Regions from separate parts of the Homo sapiens genome. Here all the other regions are linked to region 3. A link is an interaction called in ENCODE POLR2A ChIA-PET data of the cell type or tissue named here. Cell type or tissue: MCF 10A. All regions are shown on one strand. Links, peaks and the distances in the headings refer to the core of each region. The heading gives the core; the rest is flanking DNA.

What was found. Peaks named below come from ENCODE experiments on the same cell type or tissue, not always from the same donor. Only the 100,000 strongest peaks of a DNase experiment are listed, where the experiment ranks them.
Region 1: POLR2A ChIA-PET joins it to region 3 with 15 read pairs; 12 of 35 experiments call an interaction of 5 or more read pairs at or near these places.
Region 2: POLR2A ChIA-PET joins it to region 3 with 18 read pairs; 10 of 35 experiments call an interaction of 5 or more read pairs at or near these places.

The regions. Positions count from the first base shown.
Region 1 is chr1:212,555,284-212,562,914 of GRCh38, forward strand. It overlaps LINC01740 (long intergenic non-protein coding RNA 1740), which reads left to right. Exons shown (of 3, transcript NR_125985.1): 3 at 560-783. Among named protein-coding and RNA genes, the nearest start is that of LINC01740, 13 kb to the left of the region's middle. RefSeq lists enhancers at 3,207-3,944, 3,324-3,453, 3,954-4,093 and a silencer at 3,514-3,783. In MCF 10A, for the core only: no CTCF peak of the experiment used is centred there; a DNase peak (open chromatin) is centred at 3,798.
Region 2 is chr1:212,563,940-212,571,570 of GRCh38, forward strand. It overlaps a transcript of ATF3 not described here. Among named protein-coding and RNA genes, the nearest start is that of LINC01740, 22 kb to the left of the region's middle. RefSeq lists enhancers at 2,960-3,069, 3,520-3,569, 5,309-5,478. In MCF 10A, for the core only: no CTCF peak of the experiment used is centred there; a DNase peak (open chromatin) is centred at 3,352.
Region 3 is chr1:212,466,660-212,474,290 of GRCh38, forward strand. LINC02771 (long intergenic non-protein coding RNA 2771) reads right to left here and starts at 6,219. Exons shown (of 3, transcript NR_183725.1): 1 at 6,018-6,219; 2 at 1,008-1,174; 3 at 157-438. RefSeq lists a silencer at 1,288-1,582 and enhancers at 4,923-5,423, 5,424-5,924. In MCF 10A, for the core only: no CTCF peak of the experiment used is centred there; a DNase peak (open chromatin) is centred at 3,582.

The sequences.
Region 1 (7,631 bases), core at 1,759-5,758, 89 kb after region 3:
CTTTTCCAGGGTTTTCTAATCTATGTTCTTCTAGTGGGTCTCCAGGTTACTAAGGCTTGTGTTATCAAGTTAATGACAAAATTGGATACTTATTTAAATCAGATCATTCTATAGCAAGCTGTGGTCCTTAATTTCCATCACACTTTGAATAAGGATTATGGCCAAATGGACTCAAATACTGTTAAGCTGCCTATATTACTTACCTAAGCTTTGACTTGTTTGATTTGGATCAATTTGGTCCCTCAGGGCTCCTGTTAAGGAATACGCTTCATTTTTTGGTGTTATCCTAAATACCAAATCCTATCTAACAGTCATCATGATAGTCCCCTGCTGTGCTGTATCCTCTCAAGTCTTAAATGTTAGTATGCAGCCATCCATTGAGCACTGAATGATCTCACTTTGACTAAATCAGCAAGAACATAATTATTCGACTGATGTGATAACTTGTGAATTCCATATTGAGACCAAGTAAGTCCATTTATGATGGTGACAGACAGTGGCATGAATCAGACATGTTTTTAGAAAGTTTTATTAATTTTATTTAAAATTTTATTTTCAGGAATGGGATTGACTGCAAAGGAGCACAAGGGAACTTCCTGGGGTGATGGAAATGTTTTGTCTTGATTGTGGTAATGATTACATGACTATGTTTGTCAAAATTCCAGAACTTTATACCTAAAAGGGTGAATTTTACTGCATGTAAATTATACCTAAACACATGACTTTTTAAAAAGGCCTGAAATCTTAACTACTCAGCTAAAAATAAAATAAAATAAAATAAACAATTTAGGTGCAAAACAAGTTTTGTTTTTGGGACTGACAGAGGTCCAGTGATTGTATTTATTTATAAAGCTAATAATCCAATCCAATATATCAATATCAATACTTTTAAATAGGATATAAAAAGTTATGAGATTTTTTAAAATAAGGATTTAGACTGCAAAATATTATGACTACAATGTTCCTGAAGCAACACTATCTTAAAAAATATCTCAAACAGAAAATAACACTCTAATGCTCTCAATCATTGCAATAATTGAAACTTCCAGAATATTACCATAATGCTGCTTATATTACATACCCAAAGCCCTGTATTTAATAGTTAAAAACAAAGAATTATTTAATACCAGCTAGCTTCATTACTTGATAGATTAACTTGCTTGACAGATCAACATTACTTGATAGATTACTGGATAGATCAACTAGCTTCCTAAAACATAACTGTAGCTCAGCTTCTAAAAAAGGTGAAAGAAATTATTATATTCAACTGAACTAGATTTTAAAAATAAAGACTATCAAGAACATAGGAAGAGGTAATTAAATGACGGGTCCTCTCTACTAAGGTTTCAATAGAAGCAAATACATCCGAGAAACCATTTACAAAGAACTCACCCTCATAATTGCCTTAGAGACCAAAGTCACAATTTTAAGGCCAAGATCTTTAGAAATCAGATAGGTCAGTGTGACGGTTAATTCTGTGTCAAACTTGACTGGATTATGGGGTGCCCAGATATTTTGGTCAAACATTATTCTGGGGTTATCTTTGTAAGGGTGTTTTGGATGAGACTAACATTTAAATTGACAGACGAAAGCAGAGTGCCTTCTATAATGTAGGTGGGCTTTATCCAATCATTTAAAGGCCTGAATAGAATGAAAAGTTTGACCCTCCCCAAAGTGAGTGAATTCTTCCTACTTTTGAACTGTGACATGGGCTTTTTCCTGCCTTTGGACTTGGACTAGAACTACACCATCAGCTCTCCTAGGTCTCAAGCTTGCTTACTCACCTTGCAGATCTTGGGACTTGCCAGCCTCCATCACTGCATAAGTCAATTCCTTATAATAAATCATATATGTGCACACACAGGCATGCCTCAGAGATATTGCAGGTTTGGTTCAAGACCACTGCAGTAAAGTAAATATCACAGTAAAGGGATCCACACAAATTTGTTGGTTTCTCAGTGCATATATGTTATGTTTACACTACACTGTAGTCTTAAGTGTGCAACAGCATTATGACTTTAAAAAAAGTACACACCTTCATTTAAACATATTTTCTTGCTAAAAAAATGCTGACAGACATAAAGTGAGCACATGCTGTTGGAAAAAACGGTACCAACGGTACCAATTTGTAAATAACACATTATCTGCAAAGTGCAATAAAGTGAGACACAATAAAATGAGGTATGCCTGTATATCCTATTGGTACTGTTTCTCTGGAGAATCCTAATACAACCTGCTTTCAAATCAATTTAAGACCCTCCCCCCATAAGCATTACATTGAGGAAAATGTGGTTGCAACTTTGTCCTACAAATTAGGACAAAGAGACCTTTGTTGCCATATAACAATATTAAAAAACCAGTATGCCTACCTCTGGATGTATTTGCTACAAATACCAGTATTAGATTGTAATTGCCAATCCTTTAAAACCAGTTTTAAGATGGATATAAAGCCCTAAAAATCTTGCAGCTTCCACATGCACATCTGAAAAACTTCCAATTTACAAAGGACATTGTGGTATTTTTGGAAAACAAAGGAAAATGACACATACTAATTTCTGTCATTTATTCACGTCATAATCCCCAAAGCTACCTTTATTCCACGACTCTTTCCACCATTTTCCTACAGTCAGCTTTTTTTAAGGCTATAGCCTTTAAAAACTTGAAACAGAAAATTTTAAGGATGCAACCATTAGAAAATGTTCCCATACTACCATTTAACATTCCCCATTTATCATTATGTTTACTATCGTGTAATTTCCAACATAATATTATGAGGTCAAAGGCTCTACGAACGCCGTTTTACAATCTACCTAGGGAGGCAATGGCTGTGAAACACACCACACCAATGACAGGAATGCGGGTCACTGTGACACAACGGATCCCTCTGCAAAGTCAAAGCTAAGAGTTCACTTTACGCTGACGGAGCTTCTTTCCAGGACCCCCACCCCCACCCAAGGACAGGAGAGTGTCGATTTCCCAAGGTGTCTGGCACTGCTTCTTGAAAACGCAGCTCTCATCTGGTTCCTGGAAGGTCATACTGGTTCGCGCAGGGCTCGGGACGGGGCGCTTGGCTTCTGAGGCACCCGCGCTGGCTCCTCACCCGGTGACCTTCAGGCCTCTGCGCTTGGCCTGACCCTAGAAGGGCCACCGCCCTTCACAGCGGGCGGGCACCGTCCCTCCCACGGCCCCGCCGACTGCTGACGCGGTGGCCCCAAGGGTCCAGGCCCGCACTTGCCCCACTCCCGCGGCGCCGTCCCCCATAGTCGGTCCCCGAGGGCCGCGCCCAGCTCCTGCTCGGATTTCAGCCCGCACCGCACCCCAGCCGCCAGGGAACCTTCCAGAACCCTGCCCCTCTGGCTTTCTCCCGAAAGCCCAGGGTCGCCGTCCAGGAAGAAACTTCGATTCATTTATTGAGCGCCGACTGTGTCCAAGGCCGAGGGAGGGGCGGGGTTTCCACGCGGGGAGACCCCCTAGGTTCTCGCCTCGGTAAGCGCCCGCGTTCCAGCACCTCGAGTCGCCCGCGGGCCCCCACCCCTCGGGCCGGGCCCGGTCCTCGAGGAAAACCCACGGCGGGGCAGGAAGGAACGAGGAGAGCCACGCTCCTTGCCCGCCTCGTCCCCTCCACTCCCCTTCACCTCACGGGACCCCAGGGAAGCCGCCGGAGCTAAAATTAGCAACCCGCGCAGCGCGCGCTCACGTGCGCGCGGCCCGGCGGGGGCGGGGAGCAAGGGGCGCGGTCCGGGTGAGTCACCGGCCCCGCCCCACTCGCCAAGAACGCGCTGACGTCAGCCGCTTCCCCGAAGGGTGACGTAAGCGCGCCACGGGGAGGCCGAGGCAGCTGATAGAATGTTCTGAGTTTCGATGCCTTAAAGGGACCAGGCCTGGGATCGTGAAACATCTGGGGAAACGACTCCACTCACTCACCTGCAGACTGAGAGCCCATCTTGTACCGTGTTATACTTTAAGAGAGTTGACTGTTGAGATGATGATGAAAACGGAAGAACAACTGAGCCTAGTTGGAGGCTCTTTGAAGTCCCAGAACCTCCTCCTGGAAGCCCTCTTTGGTTAACCAGATGGACATCTCAGTTGCCCTCTGAGCCTGAACCAAGTGTCAGGAAGAGTTTTCTATGGCCCTTGACTCCTTAACTCTTTGCTTATAGCGTCTCTGCTCTCTGATGCCTCTGCTGTCAGAGAAAGGCTGTGGTTTAAATATTTATTTATGAATCCATCAGCTTGGGCCAACTAGGTCCATTTATCACCGTTTTGACTGTGTCTAAACTGTCATTAGTGGTGTGACTAGAAACCAGTTAATTTCGCTGGGTGGTAAATTCGTGGACTGATCTCCAAACCCTCCTACTGTGCTAATGTTGCCAATGGAAGTTTCCAGAGGCCAGGATCCCTGGCCAACACGTGATCGTAAACAACATCAGGGCCTCACAGGGAACTCACAATTTACTGAGGTTTGCTCTGTGCCAGGTGTTTTCATGATCCTCCATCCCCTTGTCGTTTAGTCCTCTTCTCTGAGTCCTCCCCATTTTACTGATGAGGACGGAAATCGAGGCACACGATTAAGCGTTTCCCTGGGTCACACAGCTAATGAATGGCGAGCTGGAAGTCAGTCCCAGGTCATCAGACTCCGAAGTCCATGGTTTTGGTGATGAAGGTGGGCTGTGAAATGTGTGTCTTATTCTATGCATGTGAGTCCGCTGGAACCAACTTTTCCACTTGGAACACAATCTCAGTGCCTTTCAGCAGGTAACCGGCGCCAGACCAGATCTCCAGAGATGGAGGTGGTCGGCCTCAGGGCCCAGCCATGAGAAGGTGTATGAGGAGGCATCGCATCAGGCGCCCACCCTGTGCTTGCAGGGCCTGACCATGAGCGCCGCCTTCAGTTTTACACCTTAGGCACCCCACTTGGCTCCCCTTCGTCCCAGCCCTGCCAGACCCACCCTTGACTCTGTGTTTCCTTTCTGGAAACTCGAGAGGCCATTTCTACTTAAAGAGTCCTCACCTGGCCTACCAGCGACCAGATCTGCCCAAGTGCAGAAGAAACACTTGGTTATCTCCTCTTTCATCGTCCCCGCTCGAGCATAAAACAACAGAAAGTTTCCTATCGGAACAGCATGCTTGTGCCAAAAACAAATTAGAAACAACAACAACTTCTCAAAATTTTGAGCAAAATGATGGTGACCGTGTTCTGGAAATGGAGCAAAGTGAGTGAGCCACTGTCACTGTTACATCTGACAATCACTACTGGTACTTGGCTAAATATTGCAGCCACCTCTTCAGGCTACACATGTCAGGTGTACCAGAAGCACCTTCCGCCTCCAGCTCACTTCTGGGAGATATTTAGAGCTGACTCCTCTCCCCTCCCCAGTCTCCAGCCACCAGCAAGCTCTCTCCTTGGTGTCCCCAGCTCCTGCCCCTCATGCTGATAGAAGCATTGCCCGCTGTTCTTCCTGTTCTTACAGGTTTCCTAGTGCCTGTGACCAAACACCTTGTGTGTGCTCCCCAGGAGAGAAAACCGCTAGCAGCCTCAGGTATTGTTGGGGGTGGGGAGGATGGGGGTTCTGTGGGGACAGGAACTTCTTCCTCTGTATTGGGGGTGGACACACACACGGAAACTTAGAGCGGTGTACTACCTCCAGGCCAACCAGGCAAGTCCCTGTTTTATAACTAAGGTCTAGGTGAGGTGGCCTGCCCGGGGTCCCATGGCCTGTTAGGGGTAGAGATTTCTAGTCACTTGACTTCCAGCCTGCTTCTTTTCCATGGATCACACACACACTACTGTTACAAGACACAGGTAGGACAAAGGGCATGAACATGCATGGCAAAATGAACATGCACGGCAAATGGGAACATGTCATATATACAATGGAAGGGAAGACAAATGACATGAAGTAAATATAGACATGAAATCATAGGGAAGAATTGGAGATCACGATTTCTGATGACCACCAGCTATTCCCACTTCCTCTTTGCTTCTCCCTCCCACCTTGTTTGAAGACAGGTGAGGAGTTGTTCCTCCTCAGACCCAGGAATCATTTCCCAGTGGAATGACACGGTGAAGTGGATCGCCATTTTTAAACCTTCAATAATAAAGATCTTGTGTGTCATTTCAGTTTTAATTTTTTATCGTCCAGTCTTTACTCTCCATCATTTCTTTATCCCAGAAGCCCCATTAAATGTCATTAAGAGCCATAAATGTAACTGGCCACTAATGTGGAAGGATTGTGATCTCCGGCAAACAGCCCCGGCAAGCAAAAGAACAGGAATCCTGGGTCAGTTTCCAACTGTGCCTGTGACTCACTGTGTGACACAAAGCAAAGCTCCACTTTTGCGGAGGGAGAGCTGTGGGGCAGCGAGACACACATAGCCTGGGCCCTGACAGAGGTGGAGGGGTTTCCCTGCATGCAGGAAGCTCAGGGGTCCCTGTTGGAATCCAGTTCCATAGTAACTCCTTAGTAATGGCCATGAGCTGTGCCTCCAATGGAGACACTACCATGGCTTGGACTGGATTGTGGCACTTGCCCTTCGTGACATCATTCTCATAGGTTAGGAATGCACCCTGATTATTTCTAACTCCACTTTAATAACTTGTTCTGGATCTGCCCTCCAGGAATTTATTTGAAACTTTCTTTATTCTATTTATATTTCAGCCTGTACAGCCTTTTCAGGCAACAAGTAGATTTACCATTTATGTAAAAACACTTAATTCTAAAACACAGGAAGTGCTGCATAATGGTTTGTTATAATAATCACAATAATTTGATATCTATATTGTTATACATAACAAATATTATATTATAGTTTGATGATAATTATTCATGCAGATGGCCTCACAGGCTTCATATTTTCAGTCACTCACTATCTTTGTGTTTATCCCCTCACCCACCTCTCCCCAACCCCAATCAAAAAGTATCTCTTGGCTGGGTACAGTGGCTCATGCCTTTAATCTCAGCACTTTGGGAGGCTGAGGCAGGAGGATTGCTTGAGCTCAGGAGTTTGAGACCAGCCTGGGCAACATAGTGAGACCTCATCTCAATTTTTAAAGAATTTTTTTTTTTGAGATGGAGTTTTGCTCTTATTGCCCAGGCTGGAGTGCAGTGGCATGATCTCAGCTCACCGCAACCTCTGCCACCCGAGTTCAAGCTATTCTTATGCCTCAGCCTCCCGAGTAACTAGGATTACAGGCGTGTGCCACCACGCCTGGCTAATGTTGTATTTTTAGTGGAGACGAGATTTCTCCATGTTGTTTAGGCTGGTCTCGAACTCCAGACCTCAGGTGATCTGCCCACCTTGGCCTCCCAAAGTGCTGGGATTACAGGTGTGAGCCACCACGCCTGGCCAGAAATTGTTTTTAAGTGTCATAGTGAAGATGAGGGGCGGGGGAAGCATTTATTAATGGAATTAGGTGCTGTAATGGGTGCAACTCTGTGCAGAAACTTACCTAAACAGATTCAATGTCCTCTAAGGACTTGTTATCTAAGATCAACATATGGTAGGTGCTTGTCTTAGTCAATTTGGGCTGCTATAACAAAATACCGAAGACTGGGTGTTGTAAACAACAGATATTTATTTCTTACAGTTGTGGAGCCTGGGGAATTCAAGATCAAGGTGCTAGCAGATTA
Region 2 (7,631 bases), core at 1,287-5,286, 97 kb after region 3:
ATGTTGGCCAGGCCAGTCTCGAACTCCTGACCTCATGATCCGCCTGCCTCAGCCTCCCAAAGTGCTGGGATTACAGGCGTGAACCACCGCACCCAGCCAACCTATTAACTTTTTTATGTTTAGATACGTTTAGATACATAAATACTTACCATTGTGTTACAGTCGCCTACAGTATTGAATACAGTAACATGCTATACAGGTTTGTAGCCTAGGAGCAATAGGCTATACCATACAGCCTAGGTGTGTAGTGGGCTATACTACCTAGGTTTGTGTAAGTACACTCTATGATGTTGGCACAACAATGAAATCACCTAACGATACATTTCTGAGAACATATTCTTGCTGTTAAGTGACGAATGACTGTATATGACATTCTGGCAAAGGCAAAACTATGGAGACTAAAAAGATCAGTGGTTACCAGGGGTTGAGGAGTGGGGGTGATGAACAGGTGGAGCACAGAGGGTTTTTGGGCCAGTGAAACTATTCTGTATGATACGATAATGGTAGATACTTGTATTTAAAAATCTGCCCGAACCCATAGAATGTACAACACCAAGAGTGAACCCCAGTGTAAACTATGGATTTCAGGTATTAATAATTTGTTAATTAGGTTAATTGATTGTAACAAACGTGCCAGTCTGGTGGGGGCTATTGATAAAGGAGGTGGCTATACAAGTGTGGGAAGAGGAAGTATATGGGAAATTGAGTACTTTCCACTCAATTTTGCTGTCAATCTAAAACTGTTCTACACAATAAAGTTGATGTTTAAAAAAGCCAAGTGATGTGGTAACACCTTTCTGTAGAGTTCATTCCGCTGTAGCGTCACATAGATTTGGGCTGGAATCTGAGCCAAGCCCTGTAACCTGGGGAAAGTTACTTACCCCTCTAATCTTAGTTTCTCTAACTTTATAGAGATTGTAATGCCTTCCTCAGAGTGTTTTGAGAACTAAATGCAAAACTGTATGTAAAGAATCTAATCCAGCACCTGGATATACAGCATGGTAAATATATACAGGCCTCCCCGTTCCTCCCTATGACTGTGATTCTTATCTCTTCTGATGGCTACTATTTTCAAAGTCAGCCAGGGGAAGAAAGCTGTCTTCTACTAGGTGAAAGTGTCTTCTACTAGGAAAGGAATCTGTGCATGGGGGCATGTGTGTCCTCAGTTGCTCATGTGTGTCCCCAGAGGTGCTGGCTACAGAAGGCCAGACATGCACTGGAGCCCCAGATCAGTGTCAAGCCCCTCACTCAGCTTTCTCCCGTGAAAAGGTCAGGATGATGGAAGGCTGTCATATTTAGATGATGGCTCGAAGGGAAGCCTCGGTGGGTTAGTCACCTATGATATGACATCATATGGCCACTCAATATAGTAACAGCTGTTGGTTGCTTTGTGGGGCGGAGGTGGGGTTAGCTTCAGTTGACCAACCATGCCTTGAGGATAAATTGGATGGGATCAGATGGGAAGATGTGACAAGAAGAGAAATCCTCCTCTATATAGGATGCTCTGCTGTTTCCTAAGGATTTTCAGCACCTTGCCCCAAAATGTGAGTCTTGACTTTTTCTCTGGCTTTGGGGCTAAGTGGGAAAAATGTTACAGGAGAAAGGTGTTTGGTCAGGAAGCCTCCAGTTGGGGGAGTACCCACTGTGGCCCTGCTGGGTGGGTGCCACCCAGAAGAGGGGTGGGAAAGTGAGCAGTTCGGTGCATATGGTACCCAATGAAGTGATCTGAGGGATAGGGATCGAAAAGTCCTGGAGTTAGGGTGCTGCAGAATCTCTAGGTTGGATTAAGTTTTTTACTGACCCCTCTGCAGGTTACATAACACCTGTGGGACGACCTGTGGCATCCCAGTGAGGCAGCGATGCCATCTCGGTCTCATCCAGGATGAAACCGTGGTTTGGGGATACCACTAGTCAGTGCTGTAGTCAATGTAGGGCATTGATTACTCATAATGGGAAGCCATTGGAGTTGGTTAACCCCTTCCTTCTAGTGTGTTCTCCTCCTTGACATTCCTGCCTGTTCTGGGGCCCTTGTGTTTTGGGAATAGAATGCTTTGTATCAGCAGTGTAACATGGATAGGTTAACTGGATATGGGCTGGATATGGGGAGAGCTGGTTCTTCCTGTGTTTAAACTGGAATAAGTCCAGAGTGAGGAAGTAAAGAGGTTAGAGAGGAAAAGCCCTGGAGTGAGGGTCAGGAGATCTTGTTTGGCAGCTGGTTCTGCCAAGTAAAAGCTGTGTGACCTTGGGCAAGTCATTGTTTCTCTTTAAGTTTTGGTTACTCCTCTCATCTGTAAAAACATGTGCACTTGGGGTTCTTCCAGCCCCACTAGTCCTCTTCTGTCCTTTAAGTGTGGATCTGTGGTTCTGTTGTTGGCACACCAGAAAGGGCACAAGTTTGAGTGTCTGGCTCTGCCATTTGCTGTGCGACCTTGGACAAGGACACCCCTTCTCTGAAACTCAATTTTCCCATTTATAAAATATGGGTTATTATGAGACATCAGTGAGGATGAAGCTGAGAGCCTTTTCAGAGGCACAATGTGGATGTAAAGCAACACCCTGAGTTTGGACAGGGCAGGTGGGGTAAGGCAGGCTGAGGGGTGATGTTTGGGGTTACTGGCAGGTTGAACTGTGACCAGGGCATAGAGGGGGTGGAGGTCACGGTCAGCTGTGCCATAGAAACCTCCTGCCCTGTCCTGCTCAGTTCCTGTTCCTTTCCCAGCAGCCGAGGAAGGGGAAACAGTTGAGAGGTTATAAATGACGCTGAAAACAGCTCACAAAAGTGTCTGAGGGGGTCATGCTGCTGGAGCAAAGCACGCGCTGGGAAGCCCATCCAGGGTCTGGGGACCCCTGAAAATTGAGCAGCCTCCTGGTTCCTATTGGTGCCCAAGAGGATGCACCTCCTGCACTGCTTGGCATCACTTCCTGGGAAAGTAAAACCTCGTACGGCGAGTAATGGATCACAACTGAACAGTGACCAGAGTGACCTGTCTCGAGCCATCTCTGAGGGAAAGTCACAGATTCCCTAGAGAAAGTCTCCAAATTCCTGTTTATTCTTCACATAAACAGATTAACCTAGGGGTAGCGATTTTACTTAACTCTTCCTTTCATGTTGCAGCGAAAGCGAAATTGGCCACTTCTTTGAAGCTGTTCTTTGAGCCATAAATATAATTTCTCTTCCCGCCCACAGAAAGGGGTTTTCTTTTTCTTTCTTTCTCTCTTTTTTCTTTTTTTTTTTGAAGCCCCAGGCACTGAGACGTTCAGAGGTTGGCAGGAGGTGCAGCTGCCGTAGGAGCAGCATGCTGTCCCCCTGCTGACTCATCTGACATTAACATAATTATGTTTCAGAAGTCAAAGTGATTTTCAAACTATGAGTAATGCAGGGTGTTAGAGAGAGTGTTTACACGGCAGTGGGCATTTCAGCACACTCAAGAAACCAGCTGCTGTTAACAGCTGCAATGAGTGAAGAAATAAGAAAATGCTCTCAGGAAAAACAGCCCTTCTCTCTTGTCTCTGTTTCTGTGCAAAGGATTCAGATGTCATGAAAGGCAGGTGAACTTAAGAGTTCCCTGAGGACCAATCCAGATCTAGCATTGTTATCTGAATGCCTTGATGTCTGATCTTTTTATAGGGAAAAAAATGTCTTTATAGCTTATTTTCCATTTACTCAACTCTAGGGAAAGGTGGATTTAAAGAGCTTAGCAAATTATTTATTTTTTATAATGCTACCGGTGTTAATAATTATAATAATAGTCTAAGGTTGTGCTGCTGCTTCTAAAATAGGAACAAGGACAAAAATCATTTCCCCCAGTTTTAAAGATGGGGGCAGAAGCCCATGGGGAGGGGGACTGGGAAATGTCTTCTTAAAGCTCCTTTGTCTCATTATTATGGGAAAAGTTCTGAGAGCCGTGGAGTGCAGTGTGCCAAGTATTTAGACCTCAGGAGAGAAAAACTGGGCTCCAGTCCTGTTCCAGAACTGAATATTGGAATGGGAATGCCTCAATTTCCTCATCTCATAATGAGAATATTAATAACACTTTCTTTGCCTATGTCAGAAGAAGAGCCTTGAACTTTTGTAGGGTAGGGACAGGGTCTGCCGACTATTATAGCCCCAGTTTCTAACTTAGAGCCTGCACATAGAAGGTGCTCAGTAAGTATTTGCAGAATTAATGAATGAGATAAAAGCTATAAACGCCAGAGCTCTGCTCTTGTGGTTTGTTACTGCATCTAGCAAGGTGTCATTCACATGGAGAGTGGTCAATAATTTTTTTAATGTGTTAAGAAAAAAATCATGAACTAATTATACATTCACTTATACATAAGTTATTCATAAACAAATTGGTTATTATTTTGGGGCTACCAAGCTGAATTACACACAAAAATATTTCTGTTTACTTAAGAATGTCTTTAATGACCAACACAATTTTATTAAGCCTCGTCTCTTGAGTATATATCCTTTGCATGCTCCACATTTGCATCATGGAAAAAGGAGCCCCAGAGAAAGAGCACACCAAAAACATCGACCTACCCTGAACTAAGGGGCTCAGGCGTGTTTTTGTGGACTACTTGTATTGAGTGATCTCTTCCTCCTGGACCCATTAATAATTATTGTTAGGCTTACTTCAAGTAGTAAATTTAAGCCAGTCCATTCATGGCAAATCAATCCAAAATGGCCATTAAGGAGAGTCAGGATCTGTGGTCCCATCCCAAATATTTGAAGATGATGCCAGAAAGCAAATTTAGTGTGTCCTCCTGGTGACTGTCATTTGGTATTTCTGTCCTAGGCCGATTCTCCGATGGGGGTAAATACAGGCTAGGGCATTTCTAATGTCTAAACCTCCACTGCTCTCTTTCTCTCAAAATTGCCTGTCCAACACAGTCATAATTTCACCTCCCCAACTCCGTCGTTACTGTAGGTTTATTAATGTTTGTTGGACCGGCATCCTAATTTGGGTGTGGGTGACTATTCCTTAAGGCATCTCAAGTAAAAAGGCTCCTTACTTCTGATCCTGGTTTATTTATTTTAAAAATACTTGTAAATTTAATATTAATTTAATAGGGTTTTTAAGTTAGTAGCAGGTTGCTGAAGGATCTAAATGTTTAACATATATTCTAAAATAAACATTGGCTGTTTAGAGCCCTTACAGAATAAACTTATTTGAATTTTTCCCCTGGCACCCTTTTCTTTATTTCTTCTACTCTTTCTTCCTTTCCTCTTTTCCCATCTCTCCCTCCGTCTTTTTCCTCCCTGCCTTCTTTTCTTTTTATTATCTTGTGTTTCATTTGTTTCTTTGTTGCTTTTGGTAAACGTCTTTCTAAAAAGTATGTCTGGAAAGAGATAAGAGAAACTGATTAAAGAGCCTAGGACGAGGTAGAGAGACTTTTCATCATATACACTTTCTGACTTCGAATTTTTAATAGTGGCAATACTTTTTCCCCAATAAAAAAGTTAACCAGAACAGAGTTGTACACCCTTCTTGTTTTCATTTTTCCACTTTTCTAATGCGAGCCTATTTCCTCCTTACTAGGATGAAAGACAGGAATGGCTTCCAAAGGAAAATGGGGAGAAGAGAAAGGAGACAGTAGACAGAAGCTCAATGCCTGTGTGTCCACAGTGGAGACGCAGGGGAAAGAGCTAGTGTAATAGAACCAGTAAATTTTTTTTTGGCTTTTTTTTTTCACTCGAAATGTAAACATCTTCCCACTTCATTCTTTCCACCTCATAAGAATTCTTCTTCTTCTACAACATAATTTTTAATGATTGTACAGGAGTTCCAATTAATGTAATTTTTTTAATGTAGTTTACCTTACTAATACTCTATGTTAAACATTTGGGTAATATCTGATTCATCAATATTGTAAATAGTACTGTAATAAACATTATTGTAGCTAAATCTATGTTCATGGCAATTCTTATTTACTTTAAATATATTTCCTCAAAAAGAATCAACATATTTCTCAAAAATAAATAAACCAAATAATATATGAATCATAGTCTTTGATATATGTTGCTCTTGATGTAATTTTAATTTCTATAGACACAAAGAAATTTTCCACATGTTTGTTAACAGGTTTATTTTCTGTTTATGAATCTTCTGTTCAGAGCCTTTGCCTGTACATCTGTTGGAATCTTAATATCTGCAGTGATTTAAAATGTTTTATAATATGTAAAATATACCAACAAAGACCTCCCTATCTATTATTTTTTTAAAGTAATAATAATTCCCTGGCTTGACATTTACATTTGAATGTAAGTTATATTTATATATTTTTGGCACAGAGAGATTTTAAGATTTAAAGCAATCGAATCTGTCAATTTTTTTTTCTGGAGAATTACTTTTTCCACTTAGAACTTTTAAAATTATTTCATATTTTCTTCTAATAGAAAACAGCCTTTTAAAGGTAAAATTTCCATATTTTATGTAATTACAGGGAAATGCACAAATCTTAAATGGATCATTCAGTAAGTTTTGACAAATGACAGATGCATATGCCTAGCAAGATATAAAACTCAAAGGGTATGACTTTTTCAGGTGATGGTTGCACATATCTATGAGGATACGAAAAAACAATGAATTGTACACTTTAAATAAGTGTGTTATATAAATCATATCTATAGACTTTTTTAAAAAATGGAAATTACCATCATCCCGGAAAGCTCCCTCGTGTTCTCTCCCAGCTGGTCCTCACTCCTACTCTACCCATATAGGCAACCACAGATTTTAGTTTTTTCATCATTAGTTTGGTCTGTTTTTGACCTTTATATGGAATGGAGTCACACAGCATGAACTCTTTTGCATAAGGTTTCTTTGACAGCATAATGTTTTTGAAATTCATCTGTGTTGGTGAGCTTCAGGAATTTGTGTCTTTGTTACTAAAAGTAAGCTTTCATTATAGTATGTCTATATGACAGTTTATTTATTCCTCTATTGATAGACACCTAGGCTGTCCCCAGTTTGGTGCCATTATGAATAATGAAACTATGAACATTGTTGTAAATGTCCTTTTATAGACATATGCTTTCATTTTTCTTGGATAAATACCTATGGGTGGAATTGCTGGGCATAGGATAGATGTATATTTCATTTTATAAGAAACTACCAGCCTTTTCTCCAAAGGTGTTATACCATTGTACACTCCCACCAACAATGCATGAGAATTCAGTTGCTCCAAATTTTTGTCCACATTTGGTGTTGTCAGACTTTTCTATTTTAGCCATTCTGTTGGGTGTGCAGTGGTAGCTTATTGTAGTTTAAATTTGCATTCCCTTGATAAAGTTATTGAACATTTTTTCATGTGCTTCCGGTTTTTCTTTATTTTATTTTAATGTGTATGTATTTTACATCTAACTATATCTCTTTATCCATCAAAAGTTATTTTGATTATGATTTGAGGTAAATCTCTAAATTAATTTTTTTCTAAATAATCAGTTAACCCAGAACAATGCATTAAATAATACTTTTATTATTATTACTATTATTATTTTTTGAGATGGGAGTCTCACTGTGTTGCCCAGGCTGGAGTGCAGTGGTGCGATCTCAGCTTACTGCAACCTCCGCCTCCCAGGTTCAAGCAATGCTCCTGCTTCAGCCTCCTGAGTAGCTGGGATTACAGCCACCACCACGCCTGGCTAG
Region 3 (7,631 bases), core at 1,433-5,432:
AATGGTAGCATGGCCAGACCCACCAACCTGGGCAGTATGTGGGCATCTAGGGTTTTGTCAGGAATGGAATAGGTGGCCCTGGGCCTCCTGAGATGGCTCCAGGGGTTTGGAGGAAGGTGAGCTTTTCTGTTAGGCATAACATTGGACCTTTCAGAGTCAGCCCCAAGACACAAGTCTGTTTATTTCCATTCTTCTAGTCCTGGATGAACTAATTTGCCCACCCTAATCCAGGGCAGGCACAAGACCCAGGTGTCTTCCCAGGGGAAGTGGAACAAGGGTGGCCTGCCTGGTCCAGGACGTCAGCTGAGCAGGAGGCCTGGAAGAGGGGAACTTTTGACTCAGGAGGGCTCACATTAGTGGTAGGCTGGGAAATACCCCACAAGTGATGGAAAAGAAGCAGATGGCAGATCAGGAACTGGATGTGGCAGTTAGGGTGACCTGCAAAGGAATGCAAAAGAACGGGTTTGCAGGTCCCAGGAGGGAGTTGCGGACGTGCAGCTTCCTTCTTAGGCTGTTTTTTCTCCCATCCTCCCTACAGAAGGCCTGTCAGCTTTGCCAAGATCCAGGGGTCTGGAGATCAGTGAGCCGCAAGCCGCACATGCACCCAGGACTGCTGTCTCTGTCAGGCGTCTTTGAAATATCTTTGCATTATACAAGTCATAGGTGCTTGCAGGGGAAAAAAATGCAAACAACAAATGTACGAAGAAAATGAAAGTTCTCTTCCCTGCTCACCAACAGCCTCTGGCCCCTTCTGAAACCAAGCCCAGTAAAAGAATTCCTAACTTGGGAAAGCCAACGACTGGTGTTGAAGTGTCATTCTACCTGCAGGCATGCCTGTTAACGTGCATTGCCAGGTGACAGTCCAAATCACACACCCAGGGTTTAATTTTCCACGAATGTGGGCATCAATGACAGAGATAACCTGAGCAGCAGGTAATCTCAAGCCAGCTCTCTTCAAGTGGGTTGCATTATTTGGTTGCTTACATTTTTGTATGCTGCAAAATTACCTTTCTAGAGGTGCCTGGTTCTGGCTGAAATGGAGTCGAGTTTGGATTAAATGAGCCTAAATCCATCAGTGGAGTTGGATGGGTGACCTGAACCCAGAGATGATCTTCTTGTGTAGGGGGAGGATTGGTGAGAAAGCTGGAGTGAGGACTCTGCAGCAGGAAGTGACCTGAAAGACAAAAGACCATGCTGTCCCGAGGCATCTCTCCCCTGCCGGAAGTCTCTTCCTCTGGGTTAATAAGAACTGGTTGTGGCACTGACTCCATGACCTCTAGGAAGCATTTGAGGAGTGCTCCCCATGTGCTCCTCCAGCCAGCCCTCCATCCCTCTCCTCCTTGCTGGGGAGGCTACCTGAAGCCACCCCTGTGGGCTGCCAGCTGGTCCAGGCAATGCGTGGGAGGAGCGTGAGGTCCCTTTGTCAGCAGCCTGACTGCCTCCTAAAGGACTGGGGGGTGGCAGTGGCTGATTTCTCTCCTGAAGGCTTCCTTGTTCTCATGGACACAGGCAGCCCTCTCCTACAGCTACAGCACACGCCAGGCCATGGAAACCAACCAAGTGGCCATTACTACTCAGTCAAACTCCAACCAATCCAAACCACAGGTGAGGGGGTGGAGGACTCAGAAGAGAGAAACACCGTCCCAGAAAGTGACAAGAACACAGATGCTGTGGTGAAGATCATGGACTTTACCTGAGTTGGGTGAGTCTCCACATCACCACTTACTAGCTGGTAGCTAGTGAGCCCAAAGTGGCTTTGGCTTTGGGCAACATACTTAACCCCTTGAAACTACAGTTTTTCCCTTCCCTTCCCCTCCCCTCCTCTTGTCTTCCCTTTCTTGAGTCTCACTCTGTTGCCCAGGCTGGAGTGCAGTGCCACGATCTCGGCTCACTGCAGGAGGTGATTCTCCTGCCTCAGCCTCCCAAGTAGCTAGGATTACTGGAGGCATGCACCTCCAGGCCCAGATAATTTTTATATTTTTAGTAGAGATGGGGTTTCACCATGTTAGTCAGGCTGGTCTTGAACTCCTAACCTCAGGTGACCCCCCCCCACCCCCACCGCCTTAGCCTCCCAAAGTGCTGGGATTACAGGTGTGAGCCACTGCACCTGGCCTGGATTTCAGTGTTCTTATCTTTAAAATGGGATGGCCGGGCATGATGGCTCACACCTGTAATCCCAACACTTTGGGAGGCTGAGACAGGTGGATCACCTGAGGTCAGGAGTTTGAGACCAGCCTGGCCAACATGGTGAAACCCCGTCTCTTCTAAAAAATGCAAAAAAATTAGTTGGGCATGGTGGCAGGCACCTGTAGTCCCAGCTACTCAGGAGGCTGAGGCAGGAGAATCTCTTGAACCCGGGAGGTAGAAGTTGCAGTGAACTGAGATGGCACCATTGCACTCTAGCCTGGGTGACAGAGTGAGACTCCATCTCAAAAACAAATAAACAAACAAAAATTAAAATAAAATAAATAAATGAAAAATAAAATGGGGCAATAATACTTTGATTGCATTGTTGCTGTGAGGATTAAATCAGTAATGTATGTGAAGGACAGTGTCTGGCCCACAGTAGGAGCTCTCTAGGTGGCATTGTGGAGAGGCAGTGTGTTTAAAGCACAGACTCTGGAGCCAGATGATTTGGGTTAGAATTTTCTTTAGTAGCTGTCTGACCTTGGGCAAGTTATTTTGTGTTTCTGGATAGAATTTTCTTATCTGCAAAATGGGTTCACTGATGTTTCCACAGGGCTGTTAGGATGATCAAGTGGGATAGCACAGGTCAAGGACTTAGATAGTGACTGGCCTTTGTATTAAAAATAAATCAACTGGACTGGTGTGGTGGCTCATGCCTGTAATCCCAGCACTTTGGGAGCCCAAGGCGGGCAGATCATGAGGTCAGGAGATCGAGACCATCCTGGCCAACACGATGAAACCCCGTCTCTACTAAAACACACAAAAAAATTAGCTGGGCGTGATGGCGCACGCCTGTAGTCCCAGCTACTCAGGAGGCTGAGGCAGGGGAATCGCTTGAACCAGGGAGGCAGAGGTTGCAGTGAGCCAAAATCACGCCACTGCATTCCAGCCTGGTGACAGAGTGAGACTCCATCTCAATAAATAAATAAACAAAATAATAATAAATACATCAATATTTTATTAGAACCTTTCTGATGATGGTGAGCATGTGTCTGCTGTACCTGGAGGGCCTGGGGTGTGGTGTGGAGAAGTCAGAGCCTGTGTCCTGGTCTGCAGGAGAGTTTGACCCTATTCTGCCCACACCTGTCTGACTACTTTCTTCCTCAAATTTTTCCAACCTGGATCTTCTAACTTTTTCACCTTCCGTCTCCAGCCACTGTCTGCAATCTCCTCAGACACCTCTTGGTTAGCCCATGGCAGCCCCAGACCCTTGCGGGCAGAGCTGCTGGACTCATTGCTCTGCCTGGGAGGGGCCTGGGCCTGAGTAGCTCAGTGCTGCGCTGCCCTTGCCCTGCGAGCATGTACACTCGCCAGGCAGTCCCGGATGAATCACGCCCCACACCGAGTAGTTAGCCCAACTCGCAACAGAGGCCCTGTGTGCTGCTTTTGTGTGTAGTGTTTCTTTCCATTCCGTGAGTCAGAAAACACCGTCACGCAGCCATGTGATCTCCCTATCTTCTGCCAAGGAGCTATGTGCAAAGGATTGCTGGAAAACCCTCGAGGGATGAGGGAGGGCAGCCGTGACTGCCAAGAGGGAGGCTGAGCTGAGAGAACTGGAGAATGGAAGTCATCTCAGGAAAAGAGCGTTCCGAGGGGCTCTGGTGTGGTGAGACCAGAGACCCGCCCACAAAGGCAGCTGCTGGTGGGTGAAGGGCCCTACCTTGGCCACGTGTGGGTGGGATCTCTACCCCCTTGACCCCTGGAGTATAATCTGATTATTTTGTCTAATTGTAAATGGAAAGCTTGCTTATACAAAATTCCAGATCGATACAGAAAACTATAAAAAAGAAAGGACATATCTCCCACCTGCCACCACCAGATGCTGTATTAATCCAGTGAGACATTTTCCATTTGCCTTTGGGCGTGGACCTGCCAGGCTCCGGTCCATTGAACTCCATTGAGCTCCTAGCTGCAGCCCAGGTCTGTTCCTGCCCCGGTCCTGGGACTCTGTCCTTCCAAACACCACAGGGAGAGGTTCTCATCCCAACTTGGCCATTAGCTTGCTGTGTGCCCTTAGACAAATCACTCTGTCTGAGTCTTATTTGTCTCTTCAGTTAAAAATGAGATAATAGGGCTGGGCACGGTGGCTCACACCTGTAATCCCAGCACTTTGGGAGGCCAAGGCGGGCGAATCACCTGAGGTCAGGAGTTTGAGACCAGCCTGGCCAACATGGCAAAACCCCGTCTCTACTAAAAATACAAAAATTAGCCAGCCATGGTGGTGGACGCCTGTAATCCCAGCTACTTGGGAGGCGGAGGTGTGAGAATTGCTTGAACCCGGGAGGTGGAGGTTGCAGTGAGCCAAGATGGTGCCACTGCATTCCAGCCTGGGCGACAGAGTGAAACTGTTGCAAATAAAATAAAATAAAATAATAAAAAAATGAGATAATAATTGGGCAGACTTGTTGAGAAGGTGGAAGGCATGGGGAGATATGAAAATAACTGCAACATCACAAAAATCTCTTCAATGTATGAGAAGTGCTGGCTTGATGCCCTTTTCCCTGCCTCAGCTCATTTAACCCCAAGGGTGGTGTTGAGCCCAGCTCCTCTGCTCCACCATTGACTTGTCCATGTTGGCCGAAGGCCTTCCCCAGACACCCTAGGATTGGCTTAGGGCAGGGAGGTCTCAGGCTGTGGTTCTGACTGACCACTGAGACCCCATCCCTGAACACTGGCCAAGCCCTGGGGCCGGCACTCACCTGGTTCAGAAGAACTCAAAACCCTGTTTTGTTGCCAGTTTGGAGCCAAAATAACTGTGCCCCCTCCTCCCCCATGCAGGCACTCATCCCCACCATGGCTGGAGTAATAACCAAAGCCGTTCTTGCTCAGAAGCCTTTTCTGATTTCAGAAACCTTTGTAACTTTCCCAACTTGTTGTGTTATCTTTAGATTGTAGTGATTCTTGTAAAACAAAGGGTTTGCGTACTTACCCCAAGGATAATTAATGACACTATAAGAACGTTAGTTCAGCTGTTTGCAAACCACTCCTTGTATTCATTTCAGTAACACACCTATGAATTTATATATTGGAAATCATCGCCATTCCCGCCTTCTAGAAGAGTAAAAGGGGGCTCAGGGGACAAACGTCTCTTAGTATACAATGAGTATTCTGTGAGCCTATTTCCCATGCCTGCCTCCTGGCTCTGGGAGTGCGGAGCCAGCTGCAGGCTCTGTTCCCACTGGCCCACACCCGTCTTCAGGCAGGAAGTCCCCAGGACCAGCACAGCCCCTCCCCACACAGCGGCCTTAGCAGGGAGGGGTTCAGCCCCTCCAGGCTGATCCAGGGCTCAGGGCCCAGGTGGGTCGCTGCAGCGAATCCCCTCATTGGGCTCATCATCACCCGTGCTCATAGACTGTCCCCATGTAGATTCCGCAGATGGTGAACCTTCAGCTACCAGTGTGTGCGTCCAAGACTTTTCCACAAAAACAAGACATCGCAGAAACTCTCCCCGCCCAGGTTGTGTGTCTGGGCTCCAGCCTCAGTTCCCTCAATCTGAGGTCCTGCTCCCATTGTGTGTCCCTTGAACCCTGTCCAGGAGATGGACAGAGGCTGCCTGCCTGCTCCCGTTTCCACACCCTGGCCCCAGGATGCATCCTTCTGCCTACTGGACATTAGCTGCCACTTCCACCTGCAGCAAGGAGCCACGGTCACAAACCTTAGGCCCTGGGCCCTGCCTGATGGGTGAGACCATCCTTGTTGGTGGGGTCTCAGACTTGGTACCCGTCTCTGGTCCATCCTGATTTACTTGAAGGACACAGCCATGCCTCCCTACAGGCAGCAGCCGAGCAAGGACTCTAACCCAGGTCCTTTCGTGCCAGACCCCACATTACCTTGTTCATACTGTGGCAAGGACTGTGGAGCCAGGGTCCCTCAAAGCCAGCCTTGGGGTAGAGAAGAGAGGTGAGCTATGAAGAGGTGAGACAGCAGGCAGGTCCTGTGGAAGGCAGGAGGCCTCACAGTGGGAGAAGGTCAGTGAGGGTGATGGAGAAGTGGATTTGGGGAATCAACCAGGAGGGGCCCTGTGGGGCTCTCAGACCTATGGCCACTCTGGGGCTGCCTAGAGACTGTCATAATAACCACAGTCATTATGATGATGGTAGGTAGTATTTAGTGAGCATTTACTATATGCTGAGTATTGGATTACCTGCCTTCCTGTATTACCTTATTTTATTCTCATGGTAACCTGCTGAAATAGGAGCTATTATTATCTTCTGCTTTACAGGGGAGGCCGCTGACCCTTGGGGAGGCTAAACAACCTGCCCACAGGCATTCTCTCATAAGCAGATCTGAGATGAAAGTCCAGGCTGCCTGATTCCGGGCCCCACTCTCTCTGACTTCTAGAATTATTTGCTTCTTGGAAAAAAACAAAACCACCCTGCCCAGATGGTGGGGAGTTGGGGGTGTCAGGAGTTTCAGTTTTGTAGAGGAAAGATAAGTGCATTTATGTGGTTTCCACACAGAGGCATACCTTTGATTGTAGGGTCTGGAGAGGGGCCCTTTTGGAGAAGGTCATCTTCCCTGAATGAAGACGCAGCTCTGGTTGGAGGGGCCTCTGAGAAGCAGCCAAATCAGTCCTGCTAACCCACAGGCCAGTGAGCCATGGCCAGACCACTCTCCCATTCACAGAAAGTGGGTCTGTGCCTGGGATACACGGAAGAATAAGTTCAGTACATTCAAGGCCAGGCATGGTGGCTCATGCTTGTAATCCCAGCACTTTGGCAGGCCGAGGCAGGAGGATTGCTTGGGGTATACCCGTGGGCTGCCAGCTGGTCCAAGCAATGGGTGAGAAGGTTCAAGACCAGCCTAGGCAACAAAGCAAGACCTCCAGCTCTAAAATAACAATAATAATGATAAATAAATAAATTCAATACATATGCCAGGCCTTGTTGGTTAGAGACCAATGCTTAAGAGCCTGCGGAAGAACAGCTTACGACCACTCTGTGGTTTTTCCTCCCCATTTGGCTGCCTGAGCGGTGCAGTGGGAGCTGCAGATCAGGCTTCAGTAGGCAACAGCTGAATAGGCGAGAGGGTATCTGCACACCTTCTGGCCAGTCTTGACCTCGGGTTGGGTAGCAGCGAGCCTTGGGGTTTTCATGAACAGGTGACTGGGCCAGGTGCAGTGACTCATGCCTGTAATCCCAGCACTTTGGTTGGCTGAGGTGAGAGGATCGCTTGAGGTCAGGAGTTTTGAGACCAACCTGGGCAACATAGCGAGACGCCATCTGTATTTAAAGAAAAAGAGAGAGAGAGAGAGAGAGAGAGAGAACAGGTGGCTTAAGATAGGCAGGTGAGGAGCGGGGCCCTCAGTGTGAGCCAGTTATTGTCCATGCAGCCCTTTGGCCAGCCCTAGCTCTGCTGCAGTGTCTGGATCCAAGGGCTTCCCTCATGTGCTGGCTCAGCCTGGCTCCTCTGCTCCTTCACAGGTCCGCGGATCAAAACTCTTT